Linked DNA regions of Homo sapiens: region 1 is linked to region 2. Evidence: chromatin contacts called from ENCODE Hi-C or POLR2A ChIA-PET data. All regions are on one chromosome and are shown on one strand. Each heading gives the region's core, a stretch centred on a gene start or an enhancer-like site at or near the end of the contact. The rest is flanking DNA. Distances are from core to core; before and after follow the strand shown.

Region 1 (6,124 bases), core at 2,580-5,079, 220 kb after region 2:
CAAGATAAAACTTTTACTGAACACAATGGCTCACGACTATAATCCCACCACTTTGGGAGGCCAAGGTAGGAGGATGGATCACTTGAGCTAAGGAGTTAGAGATCAGCCTGGGCAACATATAGAGATGCCATCTCTACAAAAAATACAAATAGCTGAGTGGGGTGTCACAGGCCTATAGTCTCAGCTACTCAGGAGGCTGAGGTTGGAGGATGGATTGCTTAAGCCTGGGAGGCAGAGGTTGCAGTGAACCAAGATTGCACCACTGCGCTCCAGCCCAGGTGACACAGTGAGACCCTGTCTCAGAGGAGAAAAAAAAAAAAAACTTTCAACATTATAATTTAAAAAGATGTTTTAGGCTTAATTTAGAAAGTTTACATTGTTCAACAGAAGCCGGGTTTATTTTTAGAGGAATAGTTGGATGCAAACTCTCAAAATTTTCTGAACTTAATGTTTACTTCTGAAACTGCTTCCTCAGGCTTGTTTTATAAGCTTTGTCTTTTTACAGGCCTTCAGTTTTAGCTTTATCATGGGTTGATCAGCCGTCCTGGTGTTCCTGGGACTGAGGAGTTTCTTGGGATGTGGGACTCTCAGTGCTAAAACCAGGGATATTTCAGGCAAACTAGAATGACAGAATGAGTTAAGATGGATTATGTCCTGATAAACCCATCAATAGTTGGAAGTATCATAAGTTGAAAACGCATGTAATACACCAAACCTACAGAACCTCATAGCTCAGCCTAGCCTACTTTAAATGTACTCAGAACAATATACATTAGGCTGGCTAATGTAATCAGCCTACAGTTGGGCTGAATCATGTAACACAAAGCCTGTTGTATAATAAAGTGTTGAATATCTGTGTCATTTACCTAATACTGTCTTGAAAGTGAAAAACACTGGTTATATAGGTATGTGAAGTACAGTTTGGGTATTGTATTGTACCATCATAAAGTAGAAAAATCCTAAGTCAGCCCATCGTAAGTAGGGGACTGACTGTAGTCAATCACCCTATTCTTCTTGAACCTCAAAAAGCAAAATCCATCAGTTTAAATGTAGACCCACATGTGTAGCCTTTACTTTTTTTTTCTTTTTTTTTATTTAAGAGCTAGAGTCTTGCTCTGTTGCCCAGGCTGGAGTGCAGTGGTGCGATCTCAGGTCACTGCAACCTCCACCTCACGAGTTCAAGTGATTCTCCTGCCTCAGCCTTCTGAGTAGCTGGGATTACAGCTACGTGCCACCATGCCTGGCTAGTTTTTGTATTTTTAGTAGAGATGGGGTTTCACAAGGCTGGTCTTGAACTCCTGACCTGAAGTGATCCGCCTGCCTCAGCCTCCCAAAGTGCTGGGATTGCAGGCATGAGCCACTGCGCCCGGCCTAGCCTTTAAATTTGATTAAGGTGCTTTGATTAGTTTATTTCCTTGGGAGGCAGAAGTGTTTACAAAGAAGAGGCCCCAGGATAGGCTGTGTCCATGTGGTTTCAGGACGTGGGCGCTGCTTTCCGGGTGGGCTGGTGAGGGCATTTTTTGCTGCCCAGCTCTCATGTTTCCCAGGCTTGCTATTTGTTTTCTAATCCAGGCAACAGAAATACCACTTGTGTCCATGATTTTCATGCTGGATCTAAGATGTTGAGGCAGCAAATTCTTATTCTGACTAATTTAACAGTCTTTCGGTTTAGCCTGTGCTTGGGGCTGTGCTTAGAATTTTGATAAAAATGGTTGTATCTGGGTCATTTGGAAAGGAATTTGGCTGTCTGGAAAATAGAACATATAATAGAACAGGTGGTTATTAAAGCACCAGGCCAAGTGGAGACCATGATTTCTCTTTGATTTAGATGCAAAGATTGCTATATAGGTTGACACACAAAGATTTATAATTTGTAATTTAAGAAAATAATTGTTCAGGGAGCAGAAACCAGAAAGTAATGTATGAGTATTTTTTCTTGAACTGCATTTTCTTCTTTCTAAAAGCATGGAAGTCTTTAATTCCCCTTCCACAGCTCTTAAGGCTGTCAAATGTATTGGGAATGGGGCCTGGCCCCTGAGATGTGTAGGTTATACATCATACAACTCAGGGGCCAGGCACCATTCACATCACATTTATCCTAGATTTGTCTTGAAGGGGTGCTTTTTCTGACCCACATGAGAATTTCCCTGGGCTAGTGGCAGCCAGCATGACTGCCTCACCAACCCCTCTAGCAAGGACTCTTAGAGGAAAACATGAAGAAAATCACATTTTTCTTCTGTTAGCATTTTATAGACTTCTTCACTCCACTCCAGACCTTTGGATGTCTGACCTGAGGACAATCAATATGTTTTTCTAGAGTTTTTAGCACGCAGCAGCATAGTGGCTTAGAGTGCAGACCAAGGAGTCAGTGCCATAATTTTCTACCTGTATAATCCTGTGCAAGTTGGCCTCTCTGTGCCTCAGTTTCCCCATCTGTAAAATGGGGGCAGCACATTCCTCATTGGACTGTTGGGGAGGTTAAATGGATTAATGCTGTAAAGTACTTAGAATAGGGCCTGACACATTGCATGTAAATGTTACCAGCCTCGTTCAGCTTTGCCTCTGACACTGAGCTGATGTACCTGGGTCTGGCAATACAACATTGTAGATGCTGATTAAAACTTGAGGCACATGTGAAGAAACCATGACTATTCCCATGACCCCGTGAGAAGGTTGGTCAAATAGTTTCTTTGTCTTCTGCTGGGTTTCACTTCCTGCTGTCTCAGCTGTACCCCCTAATGTTGGTGTGTGGTTGTCTCTTTCTGTGCCAGCCGCTCCCATGAGAGGAGCCTCTCATTGCCGGGACTTTAGTGGCTCGGGACAGTGCCCCATGAGCGCTCCAGTTAAGCCAACAGATGGGTACTTCTAGGCTGGAGGCACTGCCTCGCCAGGGCAGTATCTGCTCTCTGTGGATGTCCGAATTCTCACGGGTGGGCTCAGCGAGACAGTACGCTCCATGTGACCCACTCTGGTCTCAAAAGCTAGAAAAATGCTCTGGAAGGATATTGAACACCTATGTGGGGCTCTGTGGTTCAGGTTAGGTTACTCCATTAGATCATTTGTATCTGGAAAGAACAGGGATGGCTCCAACACTGTACAAGCCTGCAGTCCTCCTAAGGCTAAAAGACACAAGGTGGTACCCGTGTCATGGTGGTGGGAGGTTAAAGATTAGTGTTTGTGTGTGTGTGTCTGTGTGTGTACATGTGCACGTGTGCAACTCTTGCTTTGTGTGTGTGGCATTTCACTTTCCTAATCAATTTAGGCAACCTGTTGGGGCTTCGGAATAGTGCATCTAGGTTGGAAGTATCTCCCAGTGAATGGGTCACACTGTCACACTGGGCTTCCAGCAGACCCCATACCACCCACCGGTGAAACTTGAGTAAAGCTACTCTAAGAATACAGAGCATTGGAGAAGTGCTTTATTCGGTTAACTTTACCACCACCAGGGAATGTCTGGGTTGTTCTCAATGATCAGTATGAAGGTCTGTGGGGTTGTGGACACATTCAGGGTTGGACTGGGGTTCGTATTAGTCAGCCGACTGGGTATCTTTATTCACAGAAGAGGCAAAATTAGCAAATAACCCCATCAAAATCATCTTGATAGTTGTTCTCACCAAGGTTGCTATCACCTCTATAATTATGAAAATGTTTTATGAGGTAGGCTTGGGAATTTGAACACCTTTTGAGAACTGTTGGGAACAACCTTCTCAGTTAAGTAAAGAAACTACTTACCAGAAAACATGTGGAGGACACTGGGGTGATAATTCATGGTCATTTCCGATAAGCTACTTCTAGGGCCAGAATCTCTGCTGAATCTCAGCTTCCTGATTTAATGAAGACAAGGAAATGAAACCGCCCTGCCGACTGTTTGTGCTTTTAATAGGCCGAGTTTTCAGAAAGAGAAGACAGTTAAATTAGTTTTCCTTTTTGCCCTTTTCATTCTCCCTGCTTCTGTCCTGCAGATCAAGGCCTTTGAAAGGAAGGGGAAGAGGAAGTGTTTTCTTGCTTAGTGAATAGGATGCACCTGTCCCCTGAGGAAGATTCCCTGTGTGTGCTTGTATGTAAATGTACATACTCTCTTACTGTCCTCTTTTTCCTCCTCACAAATGTAAGCCTGTATGTGCTTCATATTAATACTTGGCATTCCCATGAGCCTGCAAAGTCTGGAGGGAGAGGCCAGGCCCGTGCTTCTGGCCGCTGTGACCCAGCACCTGGCGGAGGCCCTCACTGAGTCCTGTCCCCTGAGTGGAGGTGAAAGGTAGACAAGGAAGACCCCACAGTTGGAGAGCCTGCCATGGACAGGTCGCGCATTGTTTCACTTGGGCCTGGTTGAGCGTATTACTGGGAGTGGGGGAAGTTGACGCTGTGACGTAGTCCTGGGGCGAGCTTGGAAGGTGCTCTGGGCTTGTCAGTTGACAGTGTGTCATTAGGGATATGAGCGGCAATGCGATGTCCTCCCCTGCAAGGAAGGAGATGTTTCAGACTTACCATTGACTGAAACAGGGAGACGAGTGCTCTCTCATGGAAACAGGGGAGATTTGAGATCAGTCACAAACACTTACCAAGGCCCAGGTTCAGTCCACTCCTGGAGCTTTGAGGGGCTAGTGTGTAAAGGGCACAGAAGCCCTTTTGCTAGGTGCACTGGCCTGAGAGCTTCGAGGGGATTTGCCAATGGGATTGTGCCACAATTTTTATTACTTTTTCCCTAGTCTTCGTGGTCTAAGTTTTGTTTTCTCAATCTTTCTTTTCTCATCTTCCTTGTGTGGAGTTAACTTTTAATCAGGGAAAGGGAATACATCGAGCTATTGATGAATGAATCACTGGAGAAAACAGTGAAGTGGGATTTTTATTTCAGGGTCTCTTAGGTGGCAGTGCCGGGTGACAGGTGGGGGTGTCCCTTGTCTTCCATTGTCCCGGAGACTAACCATCAGCCTCTACCTAATTGAATGGCATTTTTATGTGTTTTTCATGAACGGTGGTGGATGGAGATGTGTGGAGGACTAGCAGCTCTTCATGCTGGAGGGAGTTATTCCGCCTCTGCTCTCAGACAGCCTGTGACCAGGCACGGGTCACATTGCTGCCCTGGACTTGCACTGTATGGCATTTGAATGTCATGTAGGGGCACCGTGTATTTCAGTGGCTGTGTCTAGGCAGCCCGAAAGCCACTGAATCCCTCATGTCCACTCTGCAGCCGACATTCACTCAGCATCCTGGAAAAGTGCCCACTGGGGCAGGAGCTTCTCTTGCTCATGTGGACATGACGGTAAGTCCTTCTTGGAGAGGCAGCATCAAGTCATGTTGTTCGTTCTGTGGCCAGGAGGTACAAAGTCAGCTGTTTCTGCTTTTAAGTGATGTGGGCTTAAGGAAGAGGGAAGGAGGAATGAAGGAAAGAAAGGAATTGAGGAGGGAATGAAAGAAGGAGAGGGAGGGAGGGAGAGGAAGGGAAGGAGGGAGAGGAAGGGAAGGAGGGAAGGAAGGGAGGAAGGGACGGAGGGAGGGAGGAAGAAGCCCCATGGCTTTCTTGTAAATAGCAGCTGCCCTGAAGTCTGTGAAGGGCACACCAAGAGTCTGGCTGGGAGGTTGTCAGCTAGGAAACTGTGGCCCAAGTTCGTGGTGAGTGAGGAGTTACTTTCTTCCCTTGACCACTGGAGCAGGATAGACTCTGCCTGCCACCCATCCCATGAAGAAGACTTTCCTTCTGAGTGCCTTGGTTTGCGCTTCAGGGAAGCCACTGACACGTTCATTACCTGTTTCCTGAAGTAGACAGTTAGAGCTCCCTGTCTCAGTGTCCAAAAAAACCAAGGGGCCCCAAGTGCAGAAACAAGGGCTGAAAATGTATGTTTTACGGACAGGAGACAGCCAGCCTGTTTAAGTGGAGGCTTTTTTGGAAACCCCACTTTCCCAGTGAGTCACAGTAAACACAGACAGAGCACACTGCTTCTCTGACACCAGGGCCAGGGCTGTCCTGGGCTCAGAATGAATTAGACCAGCTTGCCTTTTGTGTTCACCATTCTAGCATTTCTTTCCCTGCTTGATTGTCACCACATGTGCACACACATACCCACATACCTGTGCACACATGTACACTTTCTTATTTGCTGACCCTCACAGCCCTGCCATCCCT
Region 2 (5,736 bases), core at 2,777-5,276:
GGTCAGGATTTTAAAACCAGCTTGGTGCGTGGTGAAATCCCATCTCTACTAGAAATACAAAAATTAGTTGAGCGTGGTGGTTCGCACCTGTAATAGCAGCTACTTGGGAGGCTGAGGCAGGAGAATCACTAGAATCCTGGAGGCGGAGGTTGCAGTGAGCCAAGATTTGCACCACTGCACTCCAGCCTGGGCAACAGAGTGAGGCTCTGTCTCAAAAAAAAAAAAAAAAAAAAAACAAGGACCTCTGAAGACTTCTTGAAGGAGGGTGGGTCTCCTGGGGGACTAGCCTCATCTTGGAGGCATTGCAGAGGTCTCCTGGGCCCAGCCAGACCCCAGACATCTTGTTCCTTTGTGGAGTCTTCAAGGGAAGAGCTTTTGAAGCCATAAGGAAAGACTGGATTTTGAAGACAAAAGTAACTTTCCTCTTTTGAAGGCAGCATGGAGCCAAGGAAGCCTGTGGAGCCTGACATGAAGGCACAGGCTCTGAGCCTGGCATGTCCATCCACCCTCTGTTTATGATACCCTGGGCAGGGCCTAAGCCCTCCTGGGCCTCAGCTCCCCTCCTGTAAGTGGTGACAGACCTCACAGGGTTATTGGGCACTGACGTGGACAAAGTATCTGGAAGGAAGCAGTGCTGCGTAAGCGTCGTTATGACTATGGGGACTCAGCAGGACCTAGGCCAGGAGCAAGACCTAGAGTTGATGAGGGCCTGGGCTCCAGGAGTGGGCGGGGTGGGTGGGCGGCAGCTCTGCAGCCTGGCATGCTGGCCTCCCCGCCATGCGTCTTCCTTCTCCCTGCAGGCTCTGAGTCCCTGCCAGTCCCCTACTTCTGTCTCTCCCAGAGCTGCTACTCACAGATCCATCCTCAGAGGGAGCACTGGGCTCTGCCAGTTAATGCATGTGTCCTGCTGAGGCAGGGAAGAGCTCAAGGCTTTCCTGGTACTGTTTAAAAACATACTGGCAGGGTGAGGTGGCTCACGCCTGTAATTCCAGCACACTGGGGGGCCAAGACAGGCAGACATCTTGAGCCCAGGAGTTTGAGACCAACCTGGGCAACATGGTGAAACCCTGTCTCTACAAAAAATGCAAAAAATTACCTGGGCCAGGTGACATACACCTGTAGTCTCCACTACTCAGGAGGCTGAGGTGGGTGGATCACCTGAACCCAGGACGTTGAGGCTGCAGTGAGCCATGATCATGCCACTGCACTCCACTCTGGGTGACAGAGTGAGACCCTGTCTCAAAAGAAATAAATAAAATAAAAACATATTGTTCGATTTTAAATGCTAAACCATAATTGACACCTGAGCCTCAGGGCTAATGGAAAGTACAAAGTGCATGCTGGGCCACGGCCCTTACCTCCACTGAAGGAAGAGCCTTACACCAAGAAGGTAGGCCCTGCTGCTGCACCCTGGCTTCCCCGTTGCTGGGAGGCCTGTCTCCACACGCCACCCTCAGGCCCTCCTGCACAGTGGCTCATGGTGGCTGACACACTGTATTTGAGGGTGACAGTCCTTGCATCAACATCTGGACAGTGCTGAATGCTGTTTCAATCTCCTCTGCTGTGCCCTAAGCATCCGATCCCAACAGCCCTCACTTAGAGGAGTGCTCTGACCTATTCCACAGGCCCTCCGAGGGTGGCAGACATGCACCCAAATGAGTAGCTTAAGTCAGTAGGCCCGGTTCTTGCCCTTCCCCCACACATATCTTGCCCCTCCTACACCTTGACCCTGGACCTAAAGCAGCAGAACAGAGCTTAGAGGTCATCGGGTCTAAGCCCCACTCCTGTCTTCCAGAGCAGCCTCACACTCTCAGGATCTGTGTGGCTGTCAGGGACTGTGAGGGCCAACTGAGAATGCATGTGTGAATCTGGCTGTCACGACTTTAGTTGTGATTGTTTATTTATTTATTTGTTTGTTTATTTATTTATTTATTTAGTAGAGACAGGATTTTGCCATATTGCCCAGGCTGGTCTCAAACTCCTGGGCTCAAGCAATCTTCCCACCTCAGCCTCCTAAAGTGCTGGGATTACAGGCGTGAGGCACTGTGCCCGGCCTATGTGATTGTTTATTTCTTTAGCCCTCACCTCATTCTAAACTACAAAAATAAATAAAATAAATAAATAAATAAATAAGGTTTAAGGCAAGATTATTGTTATTACTGTTAATAGGACACCTGGGCCCTTTCCTCCTTCATGTCAACACTGAGTCTATGGAGTCCCTCCCCATCCCAGCCCCCATTCACCCCCATGGCCGCAGCTGCTGGGTTCTGCCTTGGCCACTCCTCCAAGTTCCTTCCATAAAGCTAGTAAAGCATCCAGGAGAGGGATGATGAGGGACCATGTGTAAATGGGAGAAACTTCATTAGGGTAAGGAAGGCATGGGAATCTGGAGGTGGGAAACCATGATGTGGCTGACACTGATGCCTGAAGTTATTGAAGGGTGCCTCAGCCCTCCTGGGAAGCAGCAGCTCAGTGTGTGTCTGTCCGTTTCCAAGGGAAAACCTGGTCCTCTCAATGAGGGGAAAGAGGAGATTCTGCAGCATGTGTGTCCCTGCCGGGCAAACTTTACAGCATCAGGCTCCAAAAGTAGAGCAGGGTGACCCTGGGGAGCCCTCCCTCCTTCCTCGGCCTGGGATGCCTGCCTGCTGCCTGTGCTGTCTCCTCTGTTCCCCTCTCCTTTCCTGGCTGGAACAGCTGCAGGACAGGGCCCCCCGGCAGCCATCATCCAGCCTTTCATCTCTATCCTTGTCTCCAGCCTTGCCAGCAACTTAAGCCTAATCATTGCACAATGAAAGGCTGTTTCTCTCAAATGGATGCAGACATCCTTAGCCTTCAGGGGCAGCCTCTTATTTTGCTCACAGATAAGGCTGTTTATTTTAAAGAAATACTATACTAATAACCCTCTTGACTTGACAAGGATCCTGGTTGCTATCTCTGTATTGATGGATTGATTGATTCATTCATTCAGTAAGCATTTACTGAGTGCCAGTTCGAGTGTGTGGGTGAGTCTTAGATTTACTGCCTCCTTGACATCATTCTTTAGAAAGAATTCTTTGACTCTAACTTTTGTTTGCTACCTCAGAATGTTCTGCCTATGCAAAGAACAGTTTCAAATCAACCTGGATTCGAGAGCTCATGAAACTGATCCTCAGCCTTCATTTTCAGCCTTTTCCTCAATCCTCCCCTGCACAGCCAGCTGGCTCAGCACTCTCCCCAGCAGGCCATGCGCTCAAGTGCTTTACCTTCAACATTTTCCCACTGAAGACCCAGCCTTCTCCTCTAGCCAAATTATGGTATGCTACGTAAAATTCCTTAGAATTCTATTTTAAGTGAATTTCACGTAAGTAAAGCCCATTGTTAATGTCATTGGAAAGGTTATTTTTAAATGAAGAGGTGTGCCATACCCTGCCAAATGTGATAATGTGTATAGTAGCACCTAGCACAGTGCCTGGTGCATTCTGGATAGACAGTAAATATGACCTGAATGAATGAAAGAATGGGCCTCACTGTCTGATGGGATGAGGCTCCCTGAGAAGGAGTGGGGAGTGGTGGCCTCTTTGAGGATGACCAGCAGGCTGTTAAGCAGAAGGCTCCTTCTAGAATTGTACTTTCCTGAGTACCTAGGACCAGCTTGGGGCCCCTCAGGCATCTGAATTTTTGGACCACTTTGGTTTATATAACCCACTTCTTATCCAGGTTCTGTCTCTTGACAGTTTTTGTTGTTGTTGTTGTTGTTTGTTTGTTTTCTAGGTCTCACTATGTTGCCCAGGCTGGTCTTGAACTCCTGGGCTCAAGCAGTCCTTCTGCCTCGGCCTCCAGAGTAGCTGGGACCACAGGTGCACCACACCCGACTTTGGCAGTTTTTTAACATCTCCCAAGTCTTTATTTTCTTGGTAAAATGGTTTAATAATTGGTATATATACTCATAACTAGTACACAGACTAACACAGTGTGCATGTATACCACCATCAGTGTCATCTGCACCTTTTGTCTCACTGACTCATGGTAAGACACGGAGCGCTCCACGAGGGGACGCCATGTGTGGAGATGCTGGAGTCTAAGGGTATTGTGATTGGGCAATGGTAAGAACTCCGGGTCCCTAAGTCCATTCCTGCTGCTACAACAAAACACCTTAGAGAGTAATTTATAAATAGCCATTTCCTTTTCACCGTGCTGGAGGCTGGAAGTCCACCATCAAGGTGTCAGCAGTGAGGGGGGCCTGTTCCTCACAGATGGGGGCTTCTTGATGGGTGCTGGCTGACTCAGCACAGATGGGGGCTCTGATGTGGCAGGGGTGGGGTAGAGACGGGAACGCTCTGCAGAAGGAGCGGAAGGGAGGAAACAGCTTCCTCCAGCCTTCTTATAAGGTTATCAGCCCCGTTCCCCTTACGACGGAATCACTTCCCTGGAGGCCCCCTCTTACTACTGTTGCACCGGGGACTGGGCTTCAATCAGTAGCAGCAGGGGATGCGCGCTCAGACCCAGCAGTCGGCTCTGCCCGCCTCGCCGGGCTGCACCGAGTCCGCGGGTCTCTAGCGCACGGCCTGGCCCCACGTGCGGCGAGGAGGGCGCAGTGAAGTTCTGCTGTGTGCACCCCCTGCAGCTCGGCCGGGAAGCGCCCGCTGGAGGAACGGAGAGCGCCGCTTCAGCGTCGGCCACGTGGGCCGGGCTCTGCCGGTGGCAACCTGGACGCGCTGCGGGCGCCGGCGAGACCTGCGCCAACGCCTACCTCCGGGCCACAGGCGGGATAAAGCTGCCCCACTTTGCCCCCAGCGAAGAGAACCCTCCTTCCTCTAAGTATTTTCTTCAGCAACTAAGCTTTTCTGTTTGCTCAATTTCTTGTCCCGTGAGCGCTACCACCCACCCCCCGCCACCTTCTTCCCCTCCCCCCACATCCGTTCACTCTCTTTGACCTTTTGCCAAAACTCTGAACGCTCGCTGCCCTCCCTCCCATTTCCTCACCGCGTTTCAGGAGCTGTAAGTTCTTGGTGTTCAAACCCCCTACGGTTACGTAAACAGAACTCTGCAGTTATCTTCTTTCCCTTTCTTCGGAGCTTTGTTTTCAAGTTCATTAGAGACTTCCTGTGGGTGTAATTACCGCTCTGCAGTTTTGAGCGCTGCCCACCTTCCCCCTGTTTTGTTAAAAATGTCATAGATCTTTGGAGATTTCTTTCACTTCTAAAGTTATTACCTGTCTGCCTGCACATCAATCTTGTTGATTTTATTTCAGGGCATTTTCCGGAGTGAACTTCTGCATAGCGATTTTTTTTGTCCCTCCCCACCCCCTCTTTGTTTTGCAGGAAGGTGAAATAAGACAGAAGAAAAGGGTTAGAACTTTAGAACTCCAGGACCCAACCTCAGTCCTTTCAAGCACCGTCTGCAAACAGATGCTGTGCTAGACTCAGCACCCTGTCTGGTGAAACTGCTCCTTGGGGTGACATCGGTCGAATGTGTGAGAGGCTTCAGCGGATGCCCTGACTTTTACACCATGGAAGGGCTTTCTCCTCACTCTCCATTCTTCATCCCACTCCATCCATGCGCTTTCTCCCCTCCCCATGGGGTGGGGTGGGGGAGTCTTTCCTCCAGCTGAGAGCAGAGGCCTTGGCCAACTAGATGTGTCTTCTGGGATTTCACAGTCGGGCCACCTCTCACCTCTTGCACAGGCTGGTGGGTTAAATGAAACTCCTGTAGCAACTCACAGAGCATTTGATTTAAAGCTAAGATTTATAGGAACTC

Evidence for each region. Hi-C counts contacts between places; a loop is a spot of excess contacts on that map. ChIA-PET counts read pairs that join two places held with the same protein, here RNA polymerase II (POLR2A). Pooled maps may share reads with other maps.
Region 1: a loop to region 2 is called in a pooled map, with 2.5 times the contacts of the local background. The contact joins two enhancer-like sites. A Hi-C loop is called at or near these places in 2 of 50 pooled maps. POLR2A ChIA-PET finds 5 or more read pairs at or near these places in 2 of 52 experiments (OCI-LY7 and RWPE1).

Annotation. Positions count from the first base shown.
Region 1 is chr2:109,251,947-109,258,070 of GRCh38, forward strand. All of the region lies in intron 1 of SH3RF3 (SH3 domain containing ring finger 3), which reads left to right. It also overlaps a transcript of RANBP2 not described here. Among named protein-coding and RNA genes, the nearest start is that of MIR4266, 59 kb to the right of the region's middle. RefSeq lists enhancers at 938-1,017, 1,128-1,257, 2,553-2,842. Within about 2 kb of position 3,830, at least 5 of the 41 ENCODE cell types and tissues checked have a DNase peak (open chromatin) inside an H3K27ac peak, as active enhancers do.
Region 2 is chr2:109,027,030-109,032,765 of GRCh38, forward strand. It overlaps a transcript of RANBP2 not described here. Among named protein-coding and RNA genes, the nearest start is that of EDAR, 41 kb to the left of the region's middle. Within about 2 kb of position 4,027, at least 9 of the 41 ENCODE cell types and tissues checked have a DNase peak (open chromatin) inside an H3K27ac peak, as active enhancers do.